Linked DNA regions of Homo sapiens: region 2 is linked to region 1. A link is an interaction called in ENCODE POLR2A ChIA-PET data of the cell type or tissue named here. Cell type or tissue: PC-9. All regions are shown on one strand. Links, peaks and the distances in the headings refer to the core of each region. The heading gives the core; the rest is flanking DNA.

The links. Peaks named below come from ENCODE experiments on the same cell type or tissue, not always from the same donor. Only the 100,000 strongest peaks of a DNase experiment are listed, where the experiment ranks them.
Region 2: POLR2A ChIA-PET joins it to region 1 with 15 read pairs; 1 of 35 experiments calls an interaction of 5 or more read pairs at or near these places.

Annotation. Positions count from the first base shown.
Region 1 is chr3:177,274,971-177,284,482 of GRCh38, reverse strand. No RefSeq gene overlaps it. Among named protein-coding and RNA genes, the nearest start is that of LINC00501, 15 kb to the left of the region's middle. RefSeq lists an enhancer at 1-454. In PC-9, for the core only: no CTCF peak of the experiment used is centred there; DNase peaks (open chromatin) are centred at 2,184 and 4,802; H3K27ac peaks cover 883 bases.
Region 2 is chr3:177,065,095-177,074,606 of GRCh38, reverse strand. All of the region lies in intron 2 of TBL1XR1 (TBL1X/Y related 1), which reads left to right. Among named protein-coding and RNA genes, the nearest start is that of TBL1XR1-AS1, 32 kb to the right of the region's middle. In PC-9, for the core only: no CTCF peak of the experiment used is centred there; a DNase peak (open chromatin) is centred at 4,506; H3K27ac peaks cover 1,039 bases.

The DNA.
Region 1 (9,512 bases), core at 1,072-9,071:
TGACCTAAGAGCCCTTCAGAAAGAGGGAAGGGTGGGAGGGAGGAGGAGCACTCAACGGGGGAAAAACTTTAATCTTCTTTGTTACCATTTTCTGAGAGAAGTGAGGGAGATCAAAGGCAAGGGTTTCACTTAGACTGGAAAGCTGTAGTTACCATCCACTTTCAGCCTTCTGTAGGGGAGTACATGGCCAATCTTAAATTTGTTTTTATTTATTTAAGTAAAAGCGAGAGGAGCAAGTTTGGAATTAACCATGAGCACTGACCTAAATGATCCGCATATGGGAGATGAATGCCTTCTGCAGCATGGTGCAATATTATACAGGTAAACCAAAGGGTATGGTGACTAACAGGCAGCCCAGATTCCTTTATCTCTGCTGCTTAAAGCTACTTCATCTTGCATATTTTCTCAACATAAATCATATATGTATATGCTAAATCATTTGTGTTGGCTACTACAATGTGAAAAGAACATGTTCAAAGGAGGCACAATGATTTTTATTTTTTACTTAAAAAGTCTTTTCCTAACTGGGCGCGGTGGCTCACGCCTGTAATCCCAGCACTTTGGGAGGTTGAGGCGGGCGGATCACTTGAGGTCAGGAGTTTGAGACCAGCCTGGCCAACATGGTGAAACTCCGTCTTTACCAAAAATACAAAAATTAGCTGGGCGTGGTGATGCGCGTCAGTAATCCCAGCTACTCAGGAGGCTGAGGCAGGAAAATCGCTTGAACCCGGGAGGCGGAGGTTGCAGTGAGCCAAGATTGCGCCACTGCACTCCAGCCTAAGCAACAGAGCAAGACTCCCTCTCAAAAAAAAAAAAAAAAAAAAAAAAAAGCCGGTGCAGTGGCTAACACCTGTAATCCCAGCACTTTGGGAGACCAAGGTGGGTGGATCACCTGAGGTCAGGAGTTCGAGACTAGCCTAACCAATATATCGAAACCCCGTCTCTACTAAAAATGCAAAATTAGCCAGGCGTGGTGGCAGGCGCCTGTAATCCCAGCTACTTGGGAGGATGAGGCAGGAGAATCACTTAAATCCGGGAGGCGGAGGTTGCAGTGAGCCGAGATCGCGCCACTGCACTCCAGCCTGGGCAACAAGAGTGAGACTCGGTCTCAAAAAAAAAAAAGGCTTTTCCTTCAGTACTATGTTAGGGAGGCTCTGAGGACCATCTCTCTACTAGTCTACTAGTCTAGTTGTCCACAAGTCTAGTCATTCTACTCTGAAAGGCTAAACTGGGCTTAGCCCAGGTACCTTGCAGTTCATTCAGTGCATTTGGGAGAGTCCTGAGCATCCAGGCAGGACATGATGAGTGCAATTGAATGAGAATGGGGAGAGCAACGAACATTCTGGAAAGTTGCCTTGAGATCAAATCAGTGTTCAGTCAGCATCCATTTGCCAAGCTGGGGGTGAACTCTGGATATCCTCTGGATTCATCAGACTTCACTGAGCCATTATCTTCCCTCTGTGACTATAAGCCCCTCCACTGGAGATGTGTGCTCCCCCAGGGAAGGAACCTGGCTCCTGGAACATAGTACTGGCTCAATAGACATTGAACTGCTTGATCATCAAATCCTAAATGTATCTTTTGTCTAACTATTTTCCCTTAACTGACTTCTTATCTCCCCCAGGGACTACTGCTATGTAGTCAGGAATGAGTGAATGAATGAATACATGGATATGTTAATAAACATATTATTTATTGTCTGATTATACATAAAAGCATTTGTATAGTTTGTGAATGTAATAGTGTTTTCTTCCTAATGTTGTTTGCTTGAATATGGTGCCGTTATTCATTATCATAAATGTATCTTTACATTTTTAAGACTTCGTGCTATTTACAAAATGCTTTCACATACATTATCTTATTTAATCTTCACAGCAGTGCTGCAAAGTAGATATTATTGTCTCCCAGTTTAGATAAGATAGGTGATTTGTCCAAAGTACGCAATAAGCACAGAGCTGGACTTGAACCCAAGTTTTGCCACACAGGCCTATAGCAGTCCTTTTCCCTAGATTGAAAGGTGAGTAAGCAGGCAAAGGTTATATTCATTTGTAAACAGATGCTTATTTCTAAAGATATAGCATAACATGCACTGCCTACATAGGGGAAGTGCCATCTCTCAACTCCTGGCAGGCTCTCCCACCAGGCACCTGGCTTGTTGCTGGCTACACCTGCTTTTGAATGCACAGCTGGTCTTATGCCAAGTCACTCAACAGAACTTACATTTGGCTATAGATACTTGATACCAAAACAACCAGTGAACAGGAAGAAAATTCAGGCAATTAACCAGTTATTATTTTGTCTACACAATGACAAACAACCTTTGGGGTTGATTTTGTGTCTTTAAGTTAAGCTGCTATATTCATGGAAATACCACAATTATTTCTTCTCCACTTGAATGTCAGCCCACAACAAGGAAGCCAGCAGGCTTGAACAGCAGGAGTCAATATTTAAAACTAGGTCTCAAAATGTAGCCTGCGTCCTAAGGTTCCTCTTGGTGCTCTTTTTCTGTGCTAATGATCTCTGTTGTTGGCATTGCTGCTGAAGACACACTTAGTATCCTAGAGCTGTAAAGACCTTTAAAATCATTTAGAGCAGTAGTTTTCTAAATTCAAAAAAATGGTACTGACATAGAAGCCCAATCAACAAAGCAAATCTAAGCGGATTTGCTTTGGCTGAAGAGGAGATTGTGATAAGCCTGAGGGAGCCTGCTATAGTTTGGATGTTTGTCCCCTCCAATGATCATTTTGAAATCTTATCCCCAATTTTGGACGTGGGGCCTAATGGGAGGTGTTTAGGTCATGGGGGTAGATCTCTCATTAATAGATTGATGCCCTTTCTTGGGTGGAGTGGGGGATAAATGGTGTGTTCTTATTCTGTGTTCCTGTGAGAGCTGGTTGTTAAAAAGAACCTGGCACCTCCCCCACTCTCATTTCCTCTCTCGCCATGTGACCTCTGCACACACTGTTTCCCCTTAGCCTTTGGTCACGAGTAGCAGCAGTCTGAGGCCCTCACCAGAAGCAGATACTGGCACCATGCTTCTTATATAGTCTGCAGAACTGTGAGCCAAATAAACCTCTTTTCTTTACCTATTACCCAGTCTCAGTTATTCCTTTCTTTGTAATTTTTATTTTTTTGGAGATGGAATCTCACTCCGTTGCCCAGGCTGGAGTGCAGTGGTGCGATCTTGGCTCACTGAAACCTCCGCCTCCTGGGTTCAAGCAATTCTCCTGCCTCAGCCTCCCAAGGAGCTGGGATTACAGGCTCATGCCACCACACCCAGCTAATTTTTGTATTTTTAGTAGAGACAGGGTTTCACCATGTTGGCCAGGCTGGGGTCAAACTCCTGACCTCAGGTGATCCGCCCACCTCAGCCTCCCAAAGTGCTGGAATTACAGGCATGAGCCACCATATCCAGCCAGTTATTCTTCTATAGCAACACAAACAGACTAAGACAGGCTCTCCCCTTCAGAATGGTCCTGGAGACACCCACCAGGGCCCTAAAAGTAGATTAACCCCATCATTTTACAGATAAGGAAACAGAGGCCCAGAGAGCAAAATGACTAAGATAAAGAACTTAGAAATCCACAAACGTGGTTTGCTGCTCTTTGAATTTCTGTTCCTTATCTCAGCTTAACTTTAATTTCCCTTCTCCTCTTACATCCTGTCCTAAGTTTTAAGTACATCTGCTCTCTTTTTTTTGTTGTTTTGTTTTGTTTTGTTTTTGTTGAGACAGAGTTTTGCTCTTTTTGCACAGGCTGGAGTGCAATGGTGCGATCTTGGCTCACCGCAACCTCTGTCTCCCGGGTTCAAGCGATTCTTCTGCCTCAGCCTACCGAGTAGCTGGGATTACAGGCATGTGCCACCATGCCCGGCTAATTTTATATTTTTAGTAGAGATGGGGTTTCACCATTTTGGTCAGGTTGGTCTCGAACTCCAGACCTCAGGTAATCTGCCCGCCTCGGTCTCCCAAAGTGCTGGGATTACAGGCATGAGCCACCACACTCGGCAGTACATCTGCTCTGGGCATACAGAACCACCCCAGCAGTAACGTGACCACCACTGCTTAGAGAACATCATATTTCCCAAATGTCCCTGGTCAAAAAAGTGCACAGGAACCCTTGTTAAAGATGCTGATCCTTTTTTTTTTTTTTTGAGACGGAATTTTGCTCTTGTTGCCCAGGCTGGAGTGCAATGGCGCAATCTCAGCTCACTGCAACCTCTGCCTCTCGGGTTCAAGTGATTCTCCTGCCTCAGCCTCCCGAGTAGCTGGGATTACAGGCACCCGCTACCATGCCCAGCTAATTTTGTATTTTTAGTAGAGACAAGGTTTCTCCATGTTGGACAGGCTGGTCTCCAACTCCCAACCTCAGGTGATCCGCCCACCTAGGCCTCCCAAAGCGCTGAGATTACAGACGTGAGCCACCGCGCCCAGCCTAAAGGTGCTGATTCTTAGATTCCCTTCTTTGCAGTTCTGATTCAAATGGCTTGGGATGAAACCCAGGTAATGCTTTTGACCAGTGAAGTTTGGGAAACACTTGCTGGATGGAATGGGCTAACGATGTTCTTTTACAGGGAAAGTCAAGAGTATAACTAGGTGGACCATTCATCACCTGTAAAGCCAGAGATCTTCTTTCTTTTATTTTTATTTTATTTATTTATTTATTGGTTTTAAAGGTAGAGAAGATCTAAGTTTCCTCTCTTCATAATCCAGAAATGTCTGGTATAAAGGGGAAAAAAAAATTCCATTCCTTTTTCAGCCCACAAGTTTGTAAAGGTGTGTCACTCTGTAAAGTCGCGCTTGACTTGCTTCAGTAGGAATGTGGCTTTAAGATGTTGATCTCTGCTCTCTCACTGACCACCAGTTCCTGACCGTCCACTTCTGCTCAGGCACCCAAGCTACTTGCTCTTTTCTGAAAGGGTCTACTCCAAGTCCTTGATTCCTTCCCAAATTGTAAGTGTACTTTATCCAACACCCCATTCCTAGCCTCCCAACGCAGCCTGGACTCAAGGATCAGCTACATTCATAGTTCACTCACTTACCCACTCTAAACTTACCGTCGTGGCTTGTTTACCTGCCTCCCTGGAAGCATCCCAACCTTCTAGTCTGCTGGGATCAGCCTTTCCTTTGATATTTACATAAAACAGCTTGAGTTCCCTTCCCACTTACAAATGAGGTTTGCACCCACCCCTCCACCAACACACACACTTTGTTATAGGAAAGGTAAGTAATTAAATATTTATCTTTGAAAACACAAGGCTCATTTCCTTCCTAGAGACCATCTGGCTATAACCTGTCTCCTCACTGACCTTGACTCCAAGTCAACTTTGACTTGGTTTCTGGTTGCCTTTTTGCTTGTCGTGGAAAAATAGAACCACACTTTTCTTTGGAATAATGCTGTTGCTGGTGATGACAGCATCAAAAGATGGAGTCACAAAGAACACCAGGCCTCTCAACATCACCTCATCCGCTAGTTCCCTACATATTAGTAACACAAGACTACTTTATGAACAGACTGTACTGAAGATTGGAGGACAATTAGTGGGAATATATATCTATATGCTGAATTTGATTGTTTCCAGAGTACAAGGAAAGGGGATTATATATATATATATATATATATATATATATATACACACACACACATACATATATATATACATATATATACATATATATACATATATATACGTATATATATATACATATATATACATATATACGTATATATATATACATATATATACACATATATATATACATATATATATATACACCTATATATATATACATATATATATATATATATATTTTTTTTTTTTTTTGAGATGGAGTCTCACCCTGTCACCCAGGCTAGAGTGCAATGGCGCAACCTTCGCCTCCTGGGTTCAAGCAATTACCCTGCCCCAGTCTCTCAAGTAGCTGGGATTACAGGTGTGTGCCACCATGCCCAGCTTATTTTTTGTATTTTTAGTAGAGATGGGGTTTCACCATATGGGTCAGGCTGGTCTCGAACTCCTGACCTCAGGTGATCCACCTGCCTCGGCCTCCCAAAGTGCTGGGATTACAGGCATGAGCCACCATGCCTGGCCTCTAGTCCTGTGCTCTTTCTACTGGATTTTCATGTTATCTTCTTCCAAGTACTGTGAAATATTCCAAATACTCCAAGTTCTCCCAAGACAAGGCATATGGCCAGTTATCTTTCAGTATCTGATCTCCCCTTCCACAGACATAGAGTTTCCACTGAGGCCATGGCTTCCTAACTAAAGACCACTGCTTTATCTAGCCACACCTGCAGCCAGAGGTGGCCATGTGACTAAGTTCTAGCCATGAAATGTGAGAAGGTGATAGGTGCCCTTTTTGTCAGTTTTGCCCTTACAAAGATTGTGTATGCCTGACCCTTTACTTCCTTCCTGCTGGCTGAGATGGGCAGAACAAAAGTAGGCATCTTAAACCCAGAGATAGCCAGGCGTGGTGGCTAATGCCTATAATCCTAGCACTTTGGGAGGCCAAAGCGGGTGGATCACCTGAGGTCAGAAATTCGAGATCAGCCTGGCCAACATGGTGAAATCCCGTCTCTACTAAAAATACAAAAAAATTAGCCAGGTGTGGTGACGTGTGCCTGTAGTCCCAGCTACTCGAGAGGCTGAATACAAAATTAGCCGGACATGGTGGCGGGTGCCTGTAGTCCCAGCTACTCGGGAGGCTGAGGCAGGAGAATGGCTTGAACCCGGGAGGTGGAAGTTGCAGTGAGCCGAGATTGCTCCACTGCACTCCAGCCTGGGCAGCAGGAGAACTCTGGAACCCAGGAGGCAGCGGCTGCAGTGAGCCGAGATCATGCCACTGCCCTCCAGCCTGGGCGACAGAGCAAGACTCCATCTCAAAAAACGAAACAAAACAAAACAAAACAAAAACAGAGATGAACTACCTATTTCCGGACGTCTACGGAGAAAGAAACAAGCGTCTACATTTTTTTTTATTTTTTTGAGATGGAGTCTCGCTCTGATGCCCAGGCTGGAGTGCAGTGGAGCGATCTCAGCTCACTGCAACTTCCACCTCCCGGGTTCAAGCCATTCTCCTGCCTCAGCCTCCCGAGTAGCTGGGACTACAGGCATGTGCCACCACGCCTGGCTAATTTTTTTGTATTGTTAGTAGAGACCAGGTTTCACCATGTTAGCCAGGATGGTCTCGAGCTCCTGACCTCATGATCTGCCTGCCTCGGCCTCCCAAAGTGCTGGGATTACAGGCATGAGCCACCACGCCCGGCCTTTTTTTTTTTTTGAGACGGAGTTTCACTCTTGTTGCCCAGGATGGAGTGCAATGGCGTGATCTTGGCTCACTGCAACCTCTGCCTCCCGGGTTCAAGTGATTCTCCTGCCTCAGCCTCCCAAGTAGTTGGGATTACAGACGCCGACCACCACACCAGGTTAATTTTGTATTTTTAGTAGACACGGGGGTTTCACCATGTTGGCCAGGATGGTCTCGAACTCCTGACCTCAGGTGATCCGCCCGCCTCAGCCTCCCAAAGTGCTGGGATTACAGACATGAGCCACCGCACCTGGCCAAGCATCTACTTTTTTAAAGCCAATGTATTTTGGCACTCTCTGCTACAGACACTTAGGTGGAACCCAGTTAAATACAGTGACCATCCTCATGGATGCCAGGGTCCTTGCAGGAGACACAACCAGTAAGAGGCAGAGCTGGGGCTTGGACCCAGGGCTCTAACCACGGTGCTTTCTTCAACCTTTCTAAAGATTATGAAATCTGACATTATAGCCCATGTCTTTTTGTAGTTTTCTTGTTTAAAATAGCTACTAATTTTTCTTCTGTTAAGGTAACACTGTCCAGTGATCTGTCAACGTCTACCTCAGCAGCTGACTTAGCTTAGCCTGGGAGCTCAAGAGTACAAAACATTTTCTGGAAACAATGCTTTCTTTCTTTTTAATAGGTTCATCAGGTAATCTGCTGGCTTGAAACTTACAGGCAGAAAACTTATATCCAACAAGGATAAAAGAAGCTTTACAAATACATAGAGGAAATGGAGGGTCCAGGTCATGAAAGCTAGTCGCTATGGACTCAGTGAATGTACCTCCCTCCCTGGATCCTCTCTAATAATCCTAAGGTCCTCCTCCAGTGAATAAAAGTGAAACAATCTTATCATACCCAACAAAAACACAGGGAGGCAGGAATTTAATTTCAAGCCATCATTCTTCACCCTCACCAGGAAGAATAAATCTCCATTTGACAACCCTATACTAACTTCATCCAAAGAACAGATATTATTAACTCTATTTTCTGATTTGCTTAAATAACAAACAATAGTAAACTCATAGAACATTTGCTATATACCATACAACATTCTACATGATTTTCCCATATTAACTCAGAAGTTTGAGTTAAGGTAGGTATAATTATTTTTCTCATTTTACAGATAAGGAAACAAAAGCACAAATATATTTTACATACTTGTAAGTAGAGTAAATATATTTTGGTTAGCATAAAAAATGCCATCTTCTAGAGATTCTTTGTTGATGGTGTGCTGAATGATAGTTGTTGATGAAGCGTGTTCACTTATCAGTTTTCTCCCACCTAAAATTGTACTCCTCTGAAACTAACCTGCTTCTTTAGTGGGCAAAACTATCTGGGCCAGGCATGGTGGCTCAAGCCTGTAATCCCAGCACTTTGGGAGGCCGAGGCTGGTGGATCACCTGAGGTCAGGAGTTCGAGACCAGCCTGACCAACATGGAGAAACCCTGTCTCTACTACAAATACAAAATTAGCTGGGCATGGTAGCTCACGCCTGTAATCCCAGCTACTCGGGAGGCTGAGGCAGGAGAATCACTTGAATCCAGAATGCAGAGCTTGCAGTGAGCCAAGATCACGCCATTCCACTCCAGCCTGGGCAACAAGAGCAAAACTTCATCACAAAAAATAAAATAAATAATAATAATACAAAAAATTAGCCGGGCGTGGTGGCCAGCGCCTATAATTCCAGCTACTTGGGAGGCTGAGGCAGGAGAATCGCTTGAACCCAGGAGGCGGAGGTTCCAATGAGCCAAGATCGTGCCATTGCACTCTAGCCTGGGTGACAGAGCGAGACTCCATTTCCAAAACAAAACAAAACAAAACAAAAAAACAAAAAACTGAAGTACTAATATCAATCTTTGTTTTAGGAAAAATGAGTTTTAAATACTTATCTTTCAAAATATGTACTTAATGCAAATTATAGTTAACAAATAACCCAAAAAAAGGTTCATTGGATTTTAACCATTTTAGTTAGGAGAGAACTCTACTAATGGAATTTAGGTGTACTCTCTGTTTAAATAATTTCAAAGATTTTTATAACATTTTAGTGTCAAACGATTGTGTTGCATTGTCATATTGTTTTATGGTAGCTAAATCTACCATTGAAATGTTGGAATAGTTTTGCTTGTCAATTCAAGGTTAAAGAGCCTGTATAGCTTCTCTTTTTTAAGTAATATCATTTTTTGTCTATGCTATATGTGGCCAAGAT
Region 2 (9,512 bases), core at 635-8,634, 210 kb after region 1:
ATGCCGGGGATCAGATTTCAGGCTCACGAGAAGGTGGGGATGAGGAAGTTGTCAAGGCAGAGAGGTTAATTAGTGAAATAGTGCCCGATTTTGAGGTGGTTGGTAAGAAAAAGGTTGATCTAGGGAAAGCGTTGATAGAAGCGTAGGGAGAGCTGTGCTTACTCACATTTTTCCCTAGGCTTAGGCTTCCTGTTGGTAAAGAGGTTGATCATGGCTCATACGCAAGGACTTTGGAAAGAAGGAAAACCCTATCTTATGCTTGAATATCTTCTAATATATCCACAGCAATTATTGATGCAGTCAGGAATAGCAGTGTGAGTGTAGACTAGTTTCTTGGCATTATTAAACACATATGCCTCTCTATTCTCTAGCTCTTTCACTCCCTACATCTCCTCTGTTCTTTCTTACGTATCCTCAAGGTACACAGGGATGGGTATGGAAACTGTACCAGGTATAACTTGGAAATCTGGCTATAAAGAATTTCAGATTTTTTGCCCAGCTAGCCCTGCTCCCTTTATTCCTTATGTAGCAAACAGGTTGAGTATGTAATGAATCAATTCTCCAGTACCAAAGACCTGCATTCTTTGTTGCTGTGTATGTGGTAAAGAACGCTACCCCATGTTTGGAGTCCTGAATGGGTTTTCTTGGGAAATAAATGCTGCAAGAGAGAGACTAGTTTCAAGTTTTGGTTAGAAGGAAAGGGATTGCAACCCTTTGGCACCTTCTACAATACAAGTGATGAGTCTGGGCAAAACAAACAAAAACGTGCTGAATCCCACCAGAAGGAAAGACAGTGTGTTGCGGGAGCAGTGCGCCTTTACTGCAGCTTCCACACTCCGCTACACCTTCTACTAAAGTTTGGTAGCAAATGGGGTAAGTTTGGCTATGAAGCCCACTCTTCACTGTATTGTTCCTTTATATTAATGGATTTCTATATTGCTACAGTGTTAAGGGCCTAGAACAGTGGCAGGCGTGTAGTGTAGTACTCAGTAAAACATTTGTTACATGCATGATAGAAAAACTAAATTTAAGTAAAATGATTGAATCTTTCCAAATAGAAGTCCATTTATAGAAGTGTAGTCTCAGAAAATTTATAATTTTCATTCCTCCAATATGTTTTAGAGTTAGTAGATGCCATGTGTTATATCAAAACTAGAGCTTTGATACTCTGATATTTATGGCTTTTAAGTACCTTTTTTGTTTATTAAGTATAAACTTATCAATATGTATTCCAACATGAACACAACAGAAACCAAACTAAAGATTTAGGTTGTGTTAAAATATGACCAGTACTGTGGGCTAAGGAGCCTGTTTTCCAGTTTTTCCAGAGAAACTCTTTGACAAAAATATTTGTCACCAATATTGCCATGAGGGACTCAATAGGTCTCAAACATTTTGGTCTTAGGATCTTGTTACAATCTTAATTTATTGATGATCTCAAAGAGCTTTTGTTTATGTGGGTTATAGTTATCAATATTAAATGTATCAGATATTAAAATGGAAATTTTGTATTACTTACTAATGTATTTTTTTTCTTTTTTTGAAATCAAACTCTCTCTTTGTCACCCAGGTTGGAGTGCAGTGGTCCTGTCTTGGCTCACTGCAACCTCCACCTCCTGGGTTCAAGCGATTCTCCTGCCCCAACCCCCCAAGTAGCTGAGATTACAGGTGCATGCCACCACACCTGGCTAATTTTTGTATTTTTAATAGAGACAGGGTTTCGCCATGTTGGCCAGGCTGGTCTCGAACTCCTGACCTCAAGTGATCCACCCGCCTCGGCTTCTCAAAGTGTTGGGATTACAGGCGTGAGCCACTGCGCCTGGCCATTTCATTCATTTGCAGGAAAATGTCTGCCAAATCCCCAGTCTGAATAACTATATTGTCATTTCTTCTTTGAAGTATAAACGCTGTTCCATGAAAAAAGTGGCTAGTGTAACTTGCAATTCAAACCATTGCAGTCCTGTTTTTTGAGACAACCATCATTTTAGTATGCAACGGAAGTAACTCTGTTACTTAGCACTTTGTTACACACACAGCATATTAAAAAGATGTGTATTTGAACATTTAAGATTTTCATAATATCACCTTTTCTGTTTCATTCAAGGATATTCTTCAGGGAATTTTTTTTTTTTTTTTGAGTGCATAGTGGTGAAAAAATACAATGACTACTAGTAATACCATCAGGTCTTGATTCGTAATACTAAGGTGTGAGCAGTTTTACCCACTATCGCTTTGTAACATTGGTGCAAATGCCAATGGAGTGAAAAATGCAAGTAATATCTTAGTAATACCATAAAAGTAATTTTGACCTCACAGTTCCCTTAAAAAGTCTTGGGAACTCCAGGGGTCTACGGATCCCAATTACTATGCTAAATAAAAAGTTGATCACATTTTGTCATTAGTATAATAGAATACCGTATCTGATTTTAAGTTTTGAACACCTTGAACAGCCTTAACAGTGAAGTACATTGCTGTGTGTCTTTTAAGAAAGAATCTTCTAAGAAGGTACTATTCTATTAAGAAATATTAAGAGTTAACTTTGCAGTTAGAATCTGTAACTTGACTGGGTAGGGCACATATAAGGAATGTACACGGTAGGGCCTCAGTGTGGTTATGGAGTGATGTACTTCTCTTCTCCCCAGCCCATGTGCCCTGGGGGCTTTTTTGTTTGCCTGTTTTTTAAATAGTACATTTTATATGACAGTACTGCCAACTGTTTTCTCTCATCCTGTGAAATTGACCTATGAGACTTTCATGGTGGATTTCTCCTAGTTTTCAATAAAAGTTGGAAGCCTTCTCCAATTTATGTCAGTTATCTTTACTCCATATACTTTTCCCTTTTTCTTCTGGGTTTACTAGTAGCTGGGTTGTGTGTGAGTGCACATCTGTATGTGTCAATCTATTAGCTGAGTACTAAATTTAGTTTGCATCGTCTTCACTCGATTTGAGCGAGCATTTATTGCCCTGTGGGGGATGGATGTTGATCTCTTCACAGTTTTTTTTTAAAACTATACTTTGATACTTGGGCTGTTATCAATCACATATTTCTGCTTCCTGAACAATCTTTTGGACATTTTTACTCTAGCCCTTCCAGAGAATTGACTGAGTATAACCAATCCATGGACACAAGTTTTGATTTACTTACTAGTCTGAGTTACGTAGGATTTTTTTCCCTCATGAGGAACCAAGGAATAACCACATCTTCTTCTAATACAGTGTTTCATAAACATTACTGTGGGTAGTATTTATTACCCTGGCCTCCTTTTCTCTTTGTTCTTCCTATAATATTTGAGTTTTAAGCAGAGTTCCTATCTATTCAGGTGATTAACTGTCCTTGTAAAGCTTTAGCATGTGTTCCACTCTTTGAGATTCTTAGATGAAACCCCGTCTCTACTGAAAATACAAAAAATTAGCCGGGCACGGTGGCGGGTGCCTATAGTCCCAGCTGCTCGGGAGGCTAAGGCAGTAGAATGGCGTGAACCTGGGAGGCGGAGCTTGCAGTGAGCCGAGATCGCACCACCACACTCTAGCCTGGGCAACAGAGCAAAACTCTGTCTCAAAAAAAAAAAAAAAAACAGATTCTCAGAACATGTCTGTTCCAAAGCTAGAATAAGTAGTTAGTTTTAGTTGATAAAGTCTCATTAGCTTTCTATTGTAATACAGATTCCTATTCAGACACACTCAGTATTTTATGCTAGTCAGACAGATTTTGACAGATCTTGATTTTAGTTTATTTTTATTTATTTATTTATTTTTTTTTTGAGACGGAGTCTTGCTTAGCTGCCCAGGCTGGAGTGCAGTGGTGCAATCTCAGCTCACTGCAGCTACCGTCTCCTGGGTTCAAGCGATTCTCCCATCTCAGCGTCCTGAGTAACTGGGATTACAGGCACCTGCCTCATGCTGGCTAATTTTTGTATTTTAGTAGAGATGGGGTTTCGCCACGTTGGCCAGGCTGGCCCTGAACTCCTGACCTCAGGTGATCCACCCGCCTCGGCCCCCCAAAGTGCTAGGATTACAGATGTGAGCCACCGCACCTGGCCAATTTTTATTTTTCGTGTCTGACTTTCTAATTCTTTGCCAGACTGACATTGCTTTACCTTAAGTTCTGTGACTGATTACTGCTTAGTTATTGAAAATATGTACCAGAAGTATGACCTATCTTCTTATCTCTTAGCATTTTCATTTCTTGTCCTTCTTTGTTCCCCTGTTGATATACCTTGACTGTAATTTATTCAGTTATTCCATACATATTTATTATTTCCTAGGATATGTATTTTTATGTTTTAGAAGGATCTTAGTTATAATCTGTGTAAATAATCACTTTTATACATTTAGGAAGTTGAAGTCAATGTCTGTGGGCAATGAGGCAGCTCATCAGAGGTCTTTTGGGTATAAAAAGAAATAAATTTGTAGCTAATGACTCTTGGACTTAAATCAAAGTGACTCATCATATAATGGATGCTAGTTTACTGCTTTCAAGCCTCAAGAGCTTTGCTGAGACTTTTAAAAAATTGCTTAATTGAGATTATGAGTCAGTGTTCCCTATCATCAAATAAACAACAAATATTCTGTTTTTTAAAAAAGCATTTTGTGAAAACCATTCTTACCTGTGGGCTATACAAATATAGGTGACAGGTTGAATTTGACATACAGGCTGTAGTTTGCAGATCCCTGGCTTAGATCACAGTTGAAACCAGTTTGATACTAGAAGTCTCAGTTAACTAATGAATAATTGATTTGGTGTGTTGTTTTTCCTTCCTTCCTTCCTTCCTTCCTTCCTTCCTTCCTTCCTTCCTTCCTTCCTTCCTTCCTTTCCTTCCTTTTCCTTCCTTTCCTTCCTTTCTTTCCTTTCCTTTCTTTCTTTTCTTTCGTCAGAGTTTTCCTCTGTTGCCCAGGCTGGACTGCAGTGGTGCGATCTCGGCTCACTGTAACCTCCACCTCCCGGGTTCAAGCAATTCTCATTCTTCAGCCTCCCGAGTAGCTGAGATTACAGGCCTGCGCCACCATGCCTGGGTAATTTTTTTGTATTTTTTTTTGTAGAGATGGGGTTTCACCATGTTGATCAGGCTGGTGTCAAACTCCTGACCTCAGGTGATCTGCCTGCCTTGGCCTCCCAAAGTGCTGGGATTATAAGTGTAAGCCACCATGCCCAGCTGGTGTACTGTTTTTTTTATGTCTTTATATGTTGGTGTTTATAAAGGTTGATAAGTCTTAATAAACATCATGTGCAGTAGGTACTGAAATATTTCTTAATGAGATGAGCTTATTGTTTTCCCTTTTCCTGATTCCTGGAGATGTCTGTCTGAGATCTGACCCTGATTTTGGTCTTCTAATACATTTTTTAGGCCTATAAAAATGCTTTCTTAAAAATTGCTTTATGACCTCATACTCTCAGGTAGCTTGCAAGGTTCCTATATACAACTCTGTGACATATACTGACTCACGTCTTTGAAGTTTAGAAGTAGAGGAGACTGTCTGATTCCATTTTCTCATTTTATAGATGACACAGAGACCCAGAAAATTTGCATCACTTGTCTAAAATCATATAGGCCATCCAAGATGTTATTTTTAATTTACATCCGAGCTCTGGATTCCAATGAAAGAGAGAAGGAAAAGTAATTTAAGTTCGTCACATCTAAGTTATAATTATACTTTAGTTTTGGACTAAGTTATGTTTGTAAGATAAAGTAATTTCGATTACACATTTGACTTTAGATCATGCAAAGAGTGTCCAGATCTCTTAAAAATGTGCTATAGCTAGGAGATTTAAGAAGATAATCTTATTTCTTTCTTTGTGTCCATAACTCTTTCACTGTTTTTTTCAGTCATCTAGATTTAAAATTATGTAATCGAGGATCACAGTTGGGCCCTGGCTTCAAGAATGGAATCAGAAAAGAATATGCTGTCTGTCTTGATTGAGGGTGACATTTAAAGTAGTACTTTGATGTGTAGGAGAACTAGGAGAGGATTAAATATTTGGAGCAGTAGTTGTCCAGCGAGTATATGCTGAACTGAGTTTTGTGATGCTGAAAATGCTGTACATATTCAGCTCACTGAATAGTCGTAGCTGGATTGCCTCACTAGTCCTGTGTTTTTGTAATATTTGCTGAATTATTGGCTACAAAGTTATGCAGTAAAATGATATTTCATGGTGAACATTTACAATATTAAGCGAACTTTTGAATATAGCCACCAATTGGCTAAATATTAAGACTAATTTTGGATTTGCTTTTGGCTACATTAATATAGCTATGGTTTGAATTAAGTAGTTGATTGCCTATAAGTGATTGGAATTTTAAATAAAAGCTTTTATGAGTATACAAGTGATTTCTGAGAGGAGGAAAGTTACAAAGATCTAATTTTTGGGAGGATCTCAGTTAATATTTAAGAATGAGTAAATATGATCAGGTAGAATATACAAATAAATCCTTTGTGAATTTAGGAAGTGTCTATTTTGAATATCCTGTTTATTTAATAAGCCATAAGCTCTTTGAGGGCAGGACTTCATTTATGCATGATATACTCTTCATCAGGCCTGATACCTGGGTGGTGAAGTGTAAAGACTGGATGAGTGTCTCAGTGCTGTTTTGTGACCTAGTTTAAAGACAGTTGTTCTAAAAGATACCAGAATGGAGGAACTATAGTGGTAAGTCTTCTTGTGTACTCTTTGAGATCTGATTCCTAGTATTTAGTACTCATGCGGGCAGGGGAAGACTACATCACATCCTAGAGCGTTCATTTGGCTATATAAATAAACCATAATGGACAAGTTCTAAGTTCTGCAAAGCCTTATTAAGTCCACTCATGAAGTAGTGGCATTTTCTCTAATTTCACTCTTTGGCACATAGGCTTTTAAGTTGTTTTAGAAGTAAGCCTTTCAAGGTCTTTTTCCTTTAAAAAAAAAACTTAATTGCCGGGAACTAATATAGCACTATGATCAATTAAATAATCAGTTTATAGCAGTTTGGACAGATAACTTTCCTGCTCTTATTTGGTATTTTTTATTATGACTTAAAAATATACCAGCAATATATATTTATTGCAGGAATTTTTAAAAGCAATAATTTATATCATTTTGATTTGTATTTTTCTTTGCCCTGGAATGCATTAGGTGGTGCTGGAAGCATCACTTGTTACTAGTTTCAGCTGGGAAATTGATGGCCTTTGCTAATCAGAATGAGCATTGTGAAAAACCTTTGCAGGTTGGATACTTTCATCCAAGTTTTGGACTGAATGATATTAGGGGAAAAGAAAATTTACTGTTTCTTTGTCAGTCTGTCTCAGTTGGATTCCACCTAGCCCATCTCATTTTGGGAAATCCTAAAAATAAAATAGTTGCTAATTGTTCCCCGTGACAAACATATTCATGATTGATCAAATTATGATTTAATTTCTTATAATTTTATCATGGATGGGGTTGGATGTTTTGTTTTTAAAGTCATTCAATTTAGCATGCCTTCAGAATTGACTGTGCCTGCTATGTGTGCCGAGCACAATACCGCACCTTACTGGTGGTTAGGCTAAAGTTGAGGAAGGTGTCCTGCCAGAACATTTACCATCTAGTGTACTATAGTACATCTAGACCAGTGCCCTGGGCCAGTATCCTCAAAAGAGTATTTGACTTATTCCATTAAGCATGTAATAAACATTCAGGTTATATAAAGTTAATTGTACTCTTTGAATTAATTTTTTTGGTGAAGAGGGTACCTTTTCTTTAGATGAAGATATTGTAATTGTCACTCTTCCTCTGTGGTTTCCCATCTCAGTAATTGACAGTACCAACCGTTCAGTTGTCCAGAGAGAAACCTTTGATTCTTTCCTTTTCCTCAACTATGCCTCAACTATGCATCCAGTCAGTTACCATTGAGTCTACCTTCTAAATATTTTTGGAACCCCAGTGTTCCTCTGTGACAGTCCAGGATTTAGTCTTCTCCTGAGTTACTGCAATATTTTCCTAATTTGGCTCCCTAATTCCTCTTACTCCAATCTAGCTTCTTTATAGTCTGTGCTTTTCCCTGCTCTTCCTGAAACTGTTTAATGGATTTGTTTTCTCTTAGTGCTGCCTTGAAGGTCCTCCTGAATATAGTTTCTGCCTGCATTTCAAGCCTTACTCGTCTCTGTCCTCACTCATTCCTTCCACACCTGCTGCAGCTCATGGGATGCTTCTGTTCACTCCCTCCCTTCCCCAAGCACCCTTGTTTTCGTGCCCCTCCTTTAGTCTGAATACCAAGGACACTCCTTCTAAATGTGTTCCTAGACTGCTAACTTTAGTTAGGGCTTCTTCTGTGTGTGTCCACTAGAAAATTGTCATTGCCTCCCATTTGTCTTTCTCCCTATGACAAGCTTGATGGGTGGTACTTAGTCACCACTTTGTCCTCAATGTAGGGCAGTAGCAGTTTGTCACCTGGTAGCCTACTCAAATGCTTGTTAATTTTTGATTTTTTTAAAAAATCTGCTAACTGTATCATAAAGAAATCCATGATGTGGCAGGACAACCAGCATAGTTCCACGTTAGATATTTCTTTATGCTGAATAGATGTGAATATATCATTTTTAAAGAGGAATTGGCAAACTACACTCTGTGGACCAAATCTAGCTCGCTTTCCTTTTATAAGAATCACAAGCAAAGAAAGGTCTTTACATTTTTATAAGTGCTTAGGAAAAAAAAATCAGAAGAATAATACTTTATGATACAATGATATTATGAAATTCAAATTTCAGTGTCCATAAGTTGAGTTTATTGGAACACAGCCACACTCGTTTGTTTACATATTGTGTGTTGCTGCTTTTGCACCACACAGCAGAATTGAGTAATTGTAACAGGCTGTATGGCTGATAAAGCCTGAAATATTTATTGTTTGGCTCTTTATATAAAAGTTTCCTGACCTCTCCTTTCAGTCATTTCTGTGACATGAGGACAAATAAGTATAATTAGATATATTTGAGTCATGCCTCAGTTTTCTTTTTTCCCCCACTTCGTGTTAAGGTTTAAGTATGTCCAGTAAGAAAGCATCATTTGAGTTTTGGGAACTGTATTCCAGCCTATCTCATACATACCTAGAGCTTTTTGAGACTTGAACATTACAGATGAGATGGTGAGAAAATAGAGACTTCATATCCTGCCAAGTTTCATAGATAAAACTGGAGTGGATAACTCATGGTTCTACCCCACCCAATGGTCTTTTCCCAAGTAACTGATATTCTTTTTTAACTAAATCAGCCTTCTTGCAAATAACTAATATTTTTTATTTTTAAAATTTACTTCTTTTTACAGTTAAGGAGAAAAAGTGAGCAACATTTTATGCTATTTGATAAAATCATTAAAATATTATGCTAAAGCCCTCTAAAAAATTTTGTTTTATTTTTGCCAGTATGTTACTTTGAAGAAAAATAACACCAGCCATGTTTTGGTTGTATAATCATTTTCCTAACTATTGGAAGCAACTTTGTCAGGTTTTATTATTAGGCAATGTAGAACCTTCGTTTTACATCATTTAATAAAATCAAATGGT